Linked DNA regions of Homo sapiens: region 1 is linked to region 2. A link is an interaction called in ENCODE POLR2A ChIA-PET data of the cell type or tissue named here. Cell type or tissue: PC-9. All regions are shown on one strand.

The links. Peaks named below come from ENCODE experiments on the same cell type or tissue, not always from the same donor. Only the 100,000 strongest peaks of a DNase experiment are listed, where the experiment ranks them.
Region 1: POLR2A ChIA-PET joins it to region 2 with 8 read pairs; 2 of 35 experiments call an interaction of 5 or more read pairs at or near these places.

The regions. Positions count from the first base shown.
Region 1 is chr11:70,144,528-70,149,527 of GRCh38, reverse strand. The region is part of intron 11 of ANO1 (anoctamin 1); the gene reads right to left. Among named protein-coding and RNA genes, the nearest start is that of FADD, 56 kb to the left of the region's middle. In PC-9, no CTCF peak of the experiment used is centred here; no DNase peak of the experiment used is centred here.
Region 2 is chr11:70,241,722-70,246,721 of GRCh38, reverse strand. No RefSeq gene overlaps it. Among named protein-coding and RNA genes, the nearest start is that of PPFIA1, 26 kb to the left of the region's middle. In PC-9, no CTCF peak of the experiment used is centred here; DNase peaks (open chromatin) are centred at 1,791, 2,611, 2,996 and 3,631; H3K4me3 peaks cover 2,318 bases; H3K27ac peaks cover 3,489 bases.

The DNA.
Region 1 (5,000 bases), 97 kb after region 2:
AGGCATGCGCCACCACACCCAGCTAATCTTTGTATTTTTAGTAGAGACAGGGTTTCACCATGTTGGCCAGGCTGGTCTCGAACTCCTGACCTCAGGTGATCCACCTGCCTTGGCCTCCCAAAGTGTGGGGACTACAGGCGTGAGCCACCACGCCCAGCCAAGGCATTCTTTTCTTTATCAGTGTTTGGTGAGAGAGGGTGACATCCTGGGCTGAGAACTTCATGTGAATTCACGTGTTCAGCCCTCCCGCCAATCCTGTGAGGCAAGAGCCGTCATTCTCCCATTTTACAGATGAGGAAACTGAGGCATAGGACACTCAAGTCCCGACCGAGGTTACCCAGCTAGTCAGTGAGGGATGGGCAGCATGGTCTGAGAGCCCGTGCCTCAACCATCCTCCCCCATTGCTCTCGGGGGCCCCGGTTCGGAGGTCAGGAGGAACGAGGGTTGAGCCCAGGCCACTCACTCACTCGGGCTTCAAACCACCCCAGGGGTCTGCCTGCTGAATCGCACTGGCAGCTGCTGCATTCAGCTTCATATTCCCAACAGACAGAGCATGGTTCAAATGCCGCCTCCTTCAGGAAGCCACAGATCATCCCCCTCAATGTGAGAAAAACCCAGCTCCTCTCGGGACCTTCTTCAGCCTGCATCTGTCTTGCCCACGGTGTCAGTGCTGCCTTCCATCAGGATCCCCGTCCCGTGACTTGTATGTGAGGCAGGGATGGGGCCTCGTTCCCCTGGGCCCCCAGTTCCCAGAGGTGCCTGGGACAGACAGGTGCTCGAGTGGGCACCGAATGAGCAACTTTTGTGAGCACACAGCTTGCAAAAGGAGATGCCCTTGGCTGAACTGTTTATCCTGAACGCTTCTCCCTGCAGAAGAAAATCAGCAGAGGCTGAGGGGCAGAGGAATAGGAAGGCCACAGAGTTTCTCAGAGCTCACGATTCTCGAGCTGTTCCTTGCCAGGCACTGTTGGGAGCTGGTCAATCTACAGACCCCTCCAGGACAGGGCCGTTGCCTCTGTCTGAAGATGCTTAGTACAAATTTTAGGGCAATAATACCAGAGTTCAATACCAGCCACTGAGCTCTGTGACCTTGGGCAAGTTATTTAGCCTCTCTGTGCCTCTGTTTCCTCATCCATAAAATGGTGCCCTCTAATAATCAGACTGGGAGTATCAGTGAGGAAGTATCAGTGTGATTTAAGCCTCACGGTGATCATAGGAGGTAGGCGCTATTCCCATCCCCTCCATTTTACAGAGGGGGAAACTGAGGCTCAGAGGGATCAAATGGCTTCTCCGAGAAGCAGCAGCACTGACGTGCAAATAAAATGGGCTGTGCGACGGTGACCGTGCAGAGTGAATTCACAAATGTGGCCCTTAACTGAAGGCAGCGTGTGGCAGGAAAGAACGAAAGTCATGGGTGTGAACCTGGTTCAGAGGTCGTGAGTCTATGCATAACACATCCCATTCCCTTTAAGGCGAGGTGCGAATAGGGCTTCCAAGGATGCACGGGTTTGTCTAGGATGGCTACTGTATCGGCCGGCCCAGCCTGGAAATAGGAACCCCCCGCCGACCCCAGGTCTTTTCATAGCGGAGTAACTTAATCCTGAGACTTGCTCGCACAGGCAATGGAAAAGCTGAGAAGCCACACGGGGGATGGTGGGACCACCCAGAGATGACCCACAGCAGGAGCTGGCATCCGTTTCAGGATGGCAGGACAGTAGGAGGTGCTCAGCGCCAATGCTGGAGCCAGAAATTGGAGCTGCCCAGAAGAAGCTGGGATCACGGAGGAAGGGCTTCCCAGGGGAAGTCAGAGTCTGGAGAAGACACAGTCATTGCTGGGGATGTCCCAGGAAGTGGAGGGAGATGGGGAGCAATATCTCTGCTGCTCCCTTCCTCCCACCTTCTGATTTCCCAAAAGGGCTTCCCACTGGCTGAACCTACTGGGAAGAGGGAGAGCCAGGAGCCTGGGGAACGCGCCTCCCCATGATGCAGAGCTGAGCAGGTGAGGGAATGGCTATCGCTGAAACACCTGCTGGAAACCCAGCCACTCAGCAGACACGCACTGAGCACCATGGCTGGTGAGGAGGGCCACAGGGGGCCCAGCAGGAGGCCCCCAACCCCCAGGGCCCCTGACCCTCAGGAGGCAGACGGTGGGAGCAGCCTGTCTGCGGTGGGCACCCTCCCCAGGAGGCAATGCGGGGAGGTCTCTGCCTCCTTGAAGATGTCCTTTGGCCCCTGTAGCTGCTCTGGAGCAGTGGAGGAGGCCATCCATTCCCTGGTCTCTGCCTGGTCTGCAAGGCCCCCGATGTCTCCTCCACTGTGCTGTGAGAGCTGCCTCTTTCTGTCCTCCTCTGCCCGCCCAGGCCAACAACGCCCTTTTACGACGCTTTCTGGGGCCGAGCACTGCCCGGGAGGGCTGCTCCACGCACACCTGCAGAGTTGGCCTGTTTACCCGCTGTGATGGTTTGTATTGAGTGTCAACTTGATTGGATTGAAGGATGCAAAGTGTTGTTTCTGGGTGTGTCTGTGAAGGTGTTGCTACAGGAGATTAACATTTGAGTCAGTGGAGGGGGAGAGGCAGACCCACCCTTCATCTGGGTGGGCACCATCCCCTCTGCTGCCAGTGTGGCTAGAAAAAGCAGGCAGGGGAAGGTGGAAGAGCACACTTGCTGAGTCTTCCGGCCTTCATCTTTCTCCCATGTTGGATGCTTCCTGCCCTTGAACATCAGACTCTGAGTTCCTCGGCTTTTGGACTCTTGGACTTACACTGGTGGTTTGTTGGGGGCTCTCACGCCTTCAACCATAGACTGAAGGCTGCACTGTCGGCTTTCCTACTTTTGGGGTTTTGGGACTCAGACTGATCCACTACTGATTTCCCTTCTCCTCCACTTGCAGACAGCCTATTGTGGGGCTTGACCTTGTGATCATGTGAGTAGTCGATTCTCCTGAATAAACTCCCTTTCATATGTACAATATCCTATTAGTTCTGTCTTTCCAGAGAACCCTGACTCACGCACCTTCCCTGTCCCGGCCTCCCCAGCTCCTCCTCTTTCCCAGACTTGGCCTCCATTATGACACTCACCCCACTACCGCTCCGGCTCGCCCTCTCTGCACTGGCCAGCTTGCAGCATAACAACAGTCACCAGTTCACGAGGAGGTATCCGTGCACTAGCATTTTACACATATCAGTCAATCTCATCCTCACAACGACCGCAGGCAGGAAGGAGGATTCCCGTTCATAGATTTACAAACTGGAGACCATTTACAAAACTGAGATTCAGAGGCCTGAGTGCTGTGCCCAAGGTCAGCTGCAGGGGAGCAGCAGCCATTGGATTTGAACCTCATTCTCTTTGACTCCAGAGTCTTCACAGAACCACGATACTGGACCAACTCTCTGTGCAGATATTTAACTTTCCTTAAGAAAATAATAGCTGTAGCGTCACAAATCTGATTATTAAAGCATACCATCTTATGGATGAGGAAATGGGGGCACAGAGAGGTTAAGTAACTTGCCTAAGGTCACAGAGCTTGGTGGCTGGTATTGAACCTTGGTATTCTTTCTTTCTTTTTTTTTTTTTTTTTTTTTTGTTTTTTGAGAAGGAGTCTCTCTCCGTCACCCAGGCTGGAGTGCAGTGGTGTGATCTCAGCTCACTGCAACGTCTGCCTCCTGAGTTCAAGTAATTCTCTGGCCTCAGTCCCCCAAGTAGCTGGGACTACAGGTGCATGCCACCACGCCCGGCTAATTTTTGTAGTTTTAGTAGAGACAGGGTTTCATCGTATTGGCCAGGCTGGTCTTGAACTCCTGGCCTCACGTGATCTGCCTGCCTCAGCCTCCCAAAGTGCTGGGATTACAGTTATGAGCCACTGCACCTGGCATTGAACCGTGGTATTCTTGCTCTAAAATTTGTACTGTGTCTTCAGGTAGAAGCAAAGGCCCTGTCCTGGAGGTGTCTGTAGATTGGCCAGGACCCAGACTGGAGCCTAGAATGTAACCTGGCGGCTGGGGGTGGGGTGGAGGGTGAAGATGTTACAAAGATGTGGCTTGTTTGGCTCAGACACGTTTAAAAAATAAAGACATTTGACATAAAAATTATGCATTTCCTGCTTCTCCTTTAAAAGCCAGAAGCATTGGCAGCGGAAGGCTGGAGCTAAGCAATGATCATCCCTTTGTCAAAACTTGGGCATACCTTTCCACTTGGCCACAGACCCCACCATGCCCTATTGTCTGGCTTTTGTGGGCAGTGAGCGTGGGGGTGGAGCTGTGGAGTCCAGGCTTCACCAGCAGGAAAGGAATGTGAAGGCTCGTGCTGCGCCTGGTGGCCAGTCCTCAAAGCTGGCATTGTGAGCAGTGTGAAGAACCACCTTCTAGTGGAGTGAGCGAAGGCAGGAAGAACCCTGAGCTCCATCCTCCTCAAGTAATTCTCCTGCTCCTGAGCCCTCCCTCCTCACCCACACGAGTTCCGATTCCTGCCCTCCGAGGGTCCCAATCCTGGTCCTCCTTGCCAATGTGCCAACCACCTCATACAAATGTTGTATAATACCCAGCTGCTGCCAGGCGCTGGACACGGTGCTTTCCCACGCCTGATCCCCTCGGATCCTGCCCCGGCCCCCTCCACGCAGGGACGACGCACTCCATTTTATAGACACATAGCTGAGGTTCTGAGACGTCAGGGGACTCATCAAGTAAGGGCAGAAACCTGGACCCAGGCCTTCTGATGCCCAGATAGGCTGGCATTAGGGACGGGGCTTCCCACCCACATGAGTGTACAATGAAGAAACAGCCTTGAGTGCAGCAGCCTTACGAGGTGGCCAAAGGGACAAGCCCATCCCCCTGAAATCTGGAGTCCAGGAGTCACCACAGCACACAGCACAGAGGGTGGCAGCGAGCGAGAAGCCAGGCCTGGCGGGAGCGGATAGTTGGGCTATGGTCCCTTCCCACATTGATTTTCACAGCACAGAGTCACACAAACTCCTCATAGAGGCGTCCAGAGGCAGCAGTTGAG
Region 2 (5,000 bases):
TTCCCAAAGATCTGGGGTGGAGAAGCGCTCAGATTTACTCTACCTCAGGTGCAAGAAGTTTTGCAAGAGGGAGTAAGGACATCCCTTTGTCCCATCCCTTTCTCTTTGGTCCCATCCCTTTCTCTTTGGGAGCAGCCTGTGGTCTCCAGGACACCCAGAGAACAGCAGAGAAGAGCCCCCTGGCCGGGCTTGCACGGCAGCTGCCCCCTCAGCATGGACAGAAGGCTCCCCTCCTTCCCCAGCTTTCCCACGGGCCGCAGGCAGGTTCTTCCCCACCCCAGCTGTGTGAGCTCAGGCTCCGGGGGTGGTGTGGGGGAAGATGCAGACACTGGAGGCTCCCACCCACTGGCCAGGCAGGAACTTGCCTAGGGATAATAGGCTTTAGTCACTCATGAGAAAGATAACGACGACCTCTAATAACAACTGAAAAAATAAACCAGAAAACCTCACCACTATGGGGCAGCTGAGCCAGGAAGGGCCAGGCGTGGTCCCTCTGGGGCTTTCAGCTGAAAGAAACACACCTGAGACATGAAAGGTGAGGTGAGAAAGTGGTGGGCAGCTGCAAGTGACCTGTGGGGTCAAAGTCTCCAGTCTGCAGGGGCTCTGTGAGGAGAATGGTCACGCTTAGGTTGGAAGCCCCCTGCTCTGGGCCTGCACCTGCCCTTCTGATGACACACAGTGCTCAGGGCCAATGTCTGCTCTTTATCCCAGGAAGTAAAGAACAGCGCGTGTAGCCAGGCCCCAAGTGAGGTCAGACCCAGAAGAACTCCAGGGAGCTCCAGGAGCACATCCACAGGTTCACCTGAGATCTGCTGATGACCTTGGAGCCCATTCAATGGTCAGTGTGAAGCCATGCGCTCTGCAAGGCACTGCGCTCTCCGGAGCCAAATCACCGAGTCTGGATCCTGGCTCCCTCACTTCCTGTGCCACTTGACCTCTCTGTGCCTTGGTTTCCTCATCTGCTATGTTGAGTAACAATAGTACTCTTGTAGTATTTTAGTACTATAGTACTCTCCTACTACTAGAGGTTAGGGTTAGGGTTCAATGAGCAAATCCATGCATGTGAAGTCATGCAAAAAGGGTCAATAGTTGCAGCTGAAATTGGCACCTTCCTATCCTATAAGGAACCCTCTCTCAGCACAGGTGGTGGCCGCCCTGGGGCAGACGTGCTGGGGCTGTGAGTGCTGATGCTCACAGGAGGCCATGGGTCCCGCAGGGGTCTGGGAGAGTTACAGGGAACAAAATCTAATCTAGCCCCTAATCTGGAGGGGCTTACAGCCCGACGGAAGAACTGACAACAGCAAGATAAATATGTAAGAAGAGCCACTTATTCCACTTGCCTTCAGGCGGCCTATGAGGGCAGGGCACCGTGGCTCACATCTGTAATCCCAACACTTTGGGAGGCTGAGGCGGGTGGATCACTTGAGGCCAGGAGTTTGAGACCAGCCTGGCCAACATAATGAAACCCTGTCTCTAGTGAAAATACAAAAATTAGCCGGGTGTGGTGGTGCACCCCTGTAGTCCCAGCTACCCAGGAGGCTGGGGCATAAGAATTGCTTAAACCCAAAAGGCAGAGGTTGCAGTGAGCCAAGATGGCACCACTGCACTCCAGTCTGGGTGACAGAGCGAGATTCTGTCTCAAAAAACAAACAAATAAAAAAGAGGTCTATGAGGCCAGGGTCTGAAATGTAAAAACAAAATTCCATGCAGTCTGGGTTTTCCCCAAGCGGTCTCCTGACACTGCTCTTGCCAAAGTCTCCGGCCAGCTCATCGTGGAATCCAGAGGCTGCATGCGGCTCAGCCCTTCTCTACTTGACACCCCACAGCACTTGACCCTGTAGAGCCACGCCCTCCTCCCTTCCAGACTGTGACTAAGCCCCCTGGTTCTTTTCTAGGGCCCCTTCCCCTCCTTCCCTCTCCTCCTCCTCCATCTGCTCTCCCTGGCTAGTTGCAGCCATTCCTGCTGTCTCAGTCACCATTTAGATGCTGCTGACCGTATACTGAGTTGGATAATGTGCCCCCCAAATTTGGTGTCCACCAGGAACCTCAGAACGTGAGCTTATTTGGAAACAGGGTCTTTGCTGATGTAATTAGTTAAATTAAGATGAGGTCACAGTGCAGGAAGGTATGCCCTAAACCTAATGACTGGTGTCCTTATAAGAGGGCCATGTGAACTACAAGAGGAAAGGTGGCCATGTGCCAAAACGGAGGCAGAGATTGGAGCGCAGCGTCGCCAATGACTGCCGAAAACCACGAGGAGCTAGAAGAGACAAGGAAGGATTCTTCCCTTGAGCCCTTGGGAAAAGCAGGATTCTGCTGACACATTGATTTTGGACTTCCAGCCTCCAGAGCTAAGAGAAAGCACATTTCTGTTGCTTTAAGCCACCCCATCTCTGGTCATTTGTTTGGCAGCCCCAGGAAGCTAACACAGCCCTCACTGTATCTCGCTACCATCTCCTGAGCTTCCCACCTGACAGCCAGACAATTCCTCACACTCGGCCCTTCCAAAACCCACTCTCCCCTGAGATCTGTTCCCTCTCCAGAATTCCTCATGCCAAGGATTGCACCACTGGCTGCCCAAACCAGAACCCGGTCATCGCCCGGATCCTCCCTGCCCTCCACCCCTGAAACCCAGTGACTCATCAAGCCCTACACATTCCACCTCCAGAGTCTTTCTTGGAGACTAAAGAGACAACCAAATGCGACGCTGGCATCTTGATGGGACCCCGGCTCTCAAAACAAAAACCCAACCATGAAAGGCCATCCATCTGGACACAAACTGGGCAGCAGACGTCACTCCTGTTGTGTTTCCGAGGTGCGATACTGGTTCTGCGATTCAGGAGAAAAATGCCTTCATTCTCAGGAGATGCAGCTCAGGGTGAAGCATCACCATGTCTGAAACTGACTTTCAAATGGTACAGAAAAAGAAAATCCACCCACTTTGCTGTGTCTTGAGAGAGCAAAGCTGGAGATATCAATGATTGTTGACTCTAGGTAGAAGAAAATGTGTTTGTGGTACTGGTCTTTCAACTTTTCAGGAAGGTAAGAATTTTTCTGGTAGAAATTTGGGGGGAGGCCAGGCGCGGTGGCTCACACCTGTAATCCCAGCACTTTGGGAGGCCAAGGCGGGTGAATCACAAAGTCAGGAGTTCGAGACCAGCCTGGCCAACACAGTGAAACCCTGTCTCTACTAAAAATACAAAAATTAGCTGGGCGTGGTGGTGGCTGTAATCCCAGCTATTCGGGAGGCTGAGGCAGGAGAATTGCTTGAACCCAGGAGGCAGAGGTTGCAGTTAGCCATGATTGCACCACTGCACTCCAGCCTAGGTGACAGAGCAAGACTCCATCTCAAAAAAAAAAAAAAAAAAAAAAAGACTGGGGTAATCTTCTGACCTTCCTCATTCTCTGCTCCCACTTCCCTGCTCTGCTGCAGACCCCCAGCACCCCTCCTGCCTGGGGAATCTCTGCTCCAGCTTTGCCAGCTGGCTTCTACACACCGTCACTGCCAAACCCAATCCTGTCCACTCCAACCTGGTGACCACAGTGCAGTCAGAGTTCTCTCTCCAACGCCAGAACTTTCTCATGTCCCTCCCTTGCTGGAAGCCCTCTGAAGCCTGTTCCTGGGACAAGGATCACATTCCTTACATAATCTGTGAGGCCCTTGGTCACTTCTCCAGCCCCTTGCTGCTCTCAACATGAAACTCAACATTCCGGCTGTTCTTATCTTCTCTACACACCTTCTTACCTCCTGCCTTGCCCATGGAATGTCCTCTCCTCTGCCTTCATCTGCCGGGACCATCTTCAGGTCTCAACTTGATATCCCTTCTCTGCAAGTCCTTTGCCCCTGCCACCTGCTCTATGGAGCACATGTACTCTGCATATAATCTACAAAGCTTGTACGTTGTGTAGCAAATACTTTCCATGGTGGGTCATCTCTCCCTTACCCAGCAGAAACTTGTATGAGGGGAAAGATTGGAACTGTTTTATCATTCACTCCTACCCACCTGGCAGAAGACCTGGCACATGGCTGGTGTGTGCCATAGTTTCAATGTGTCCCCCAAAGTTCATGTGTTGGAAACTCCATCCCCAATGTGACAGTGTTGGGAGGTGGGCCTAATGGGAGGTAGTATTTGGGTCATGGGGGTACTGCCTTCCTGAATAAATTAATGCCATTACTGGGGACTGGGTTCCTTATAAAAGGACTAGTTTAGCTCCCTCTTGCCCCACTCCGTACCCTCTTTTGGGCCTTCTCCCATGGGATGACACAGCAAGAAAGCCTTTGCCAGATGTGGCCCCTTGACTTCTCAGCCTCCACAACTGTGAGCCAATACATTTCTGTTCATTATAAATTACCTTGTAATTATAAATTACAGTGGCTCACATCTATAATCCCAGCACTTTGGGAGGCCGAGGCGGGCGGATCACTTGAGGTCAGGAGTTCAAGAAAAGCCTGGCCAACATGGTGGAACCTTGTTTCTATTAAAAATGCAAAAATTAGCCGGGTGTGGGGGTGTGTGCCTATAATTCTGGCTACTCGGGAGACTGAGGCAGGAGAACCACTTGAACCCGGGAGGCAGAGGTTGCGGTTGGCTGAGATCATGCCACTGCAGTCCAGCCTGGGCAACAGAGCGAGACTCTGTTTCAAAAAATATATCAATAAATAAAAATAAAAATAAATAAAGTAATTAATTAATTACCCAGTCTATGCTATTCTGTTATAGCAGCATAAAATGGGCTAAGGTGGTTTGCAATAAGTAATCAATGAGTGGGTGAAAGTATGAGTGATGGCTGGGTGGGTAAGTGGATGGATGGAGGACAGGTGGGTGGATGGGTAGGTGAGTAAATGACATAGTACAAACAAAGGCGCCATCACACTCCAGTGGGGGTGAGGCCAGGTTTAACTGCAGGAGGCTCCTTAGAGGCTTGGAGAAGGCAGCATTTTGACGATGGCTGCAATTTAGTGAGCACTTCTTTGCTGGGCCCCAGACCCTGCACTGGAC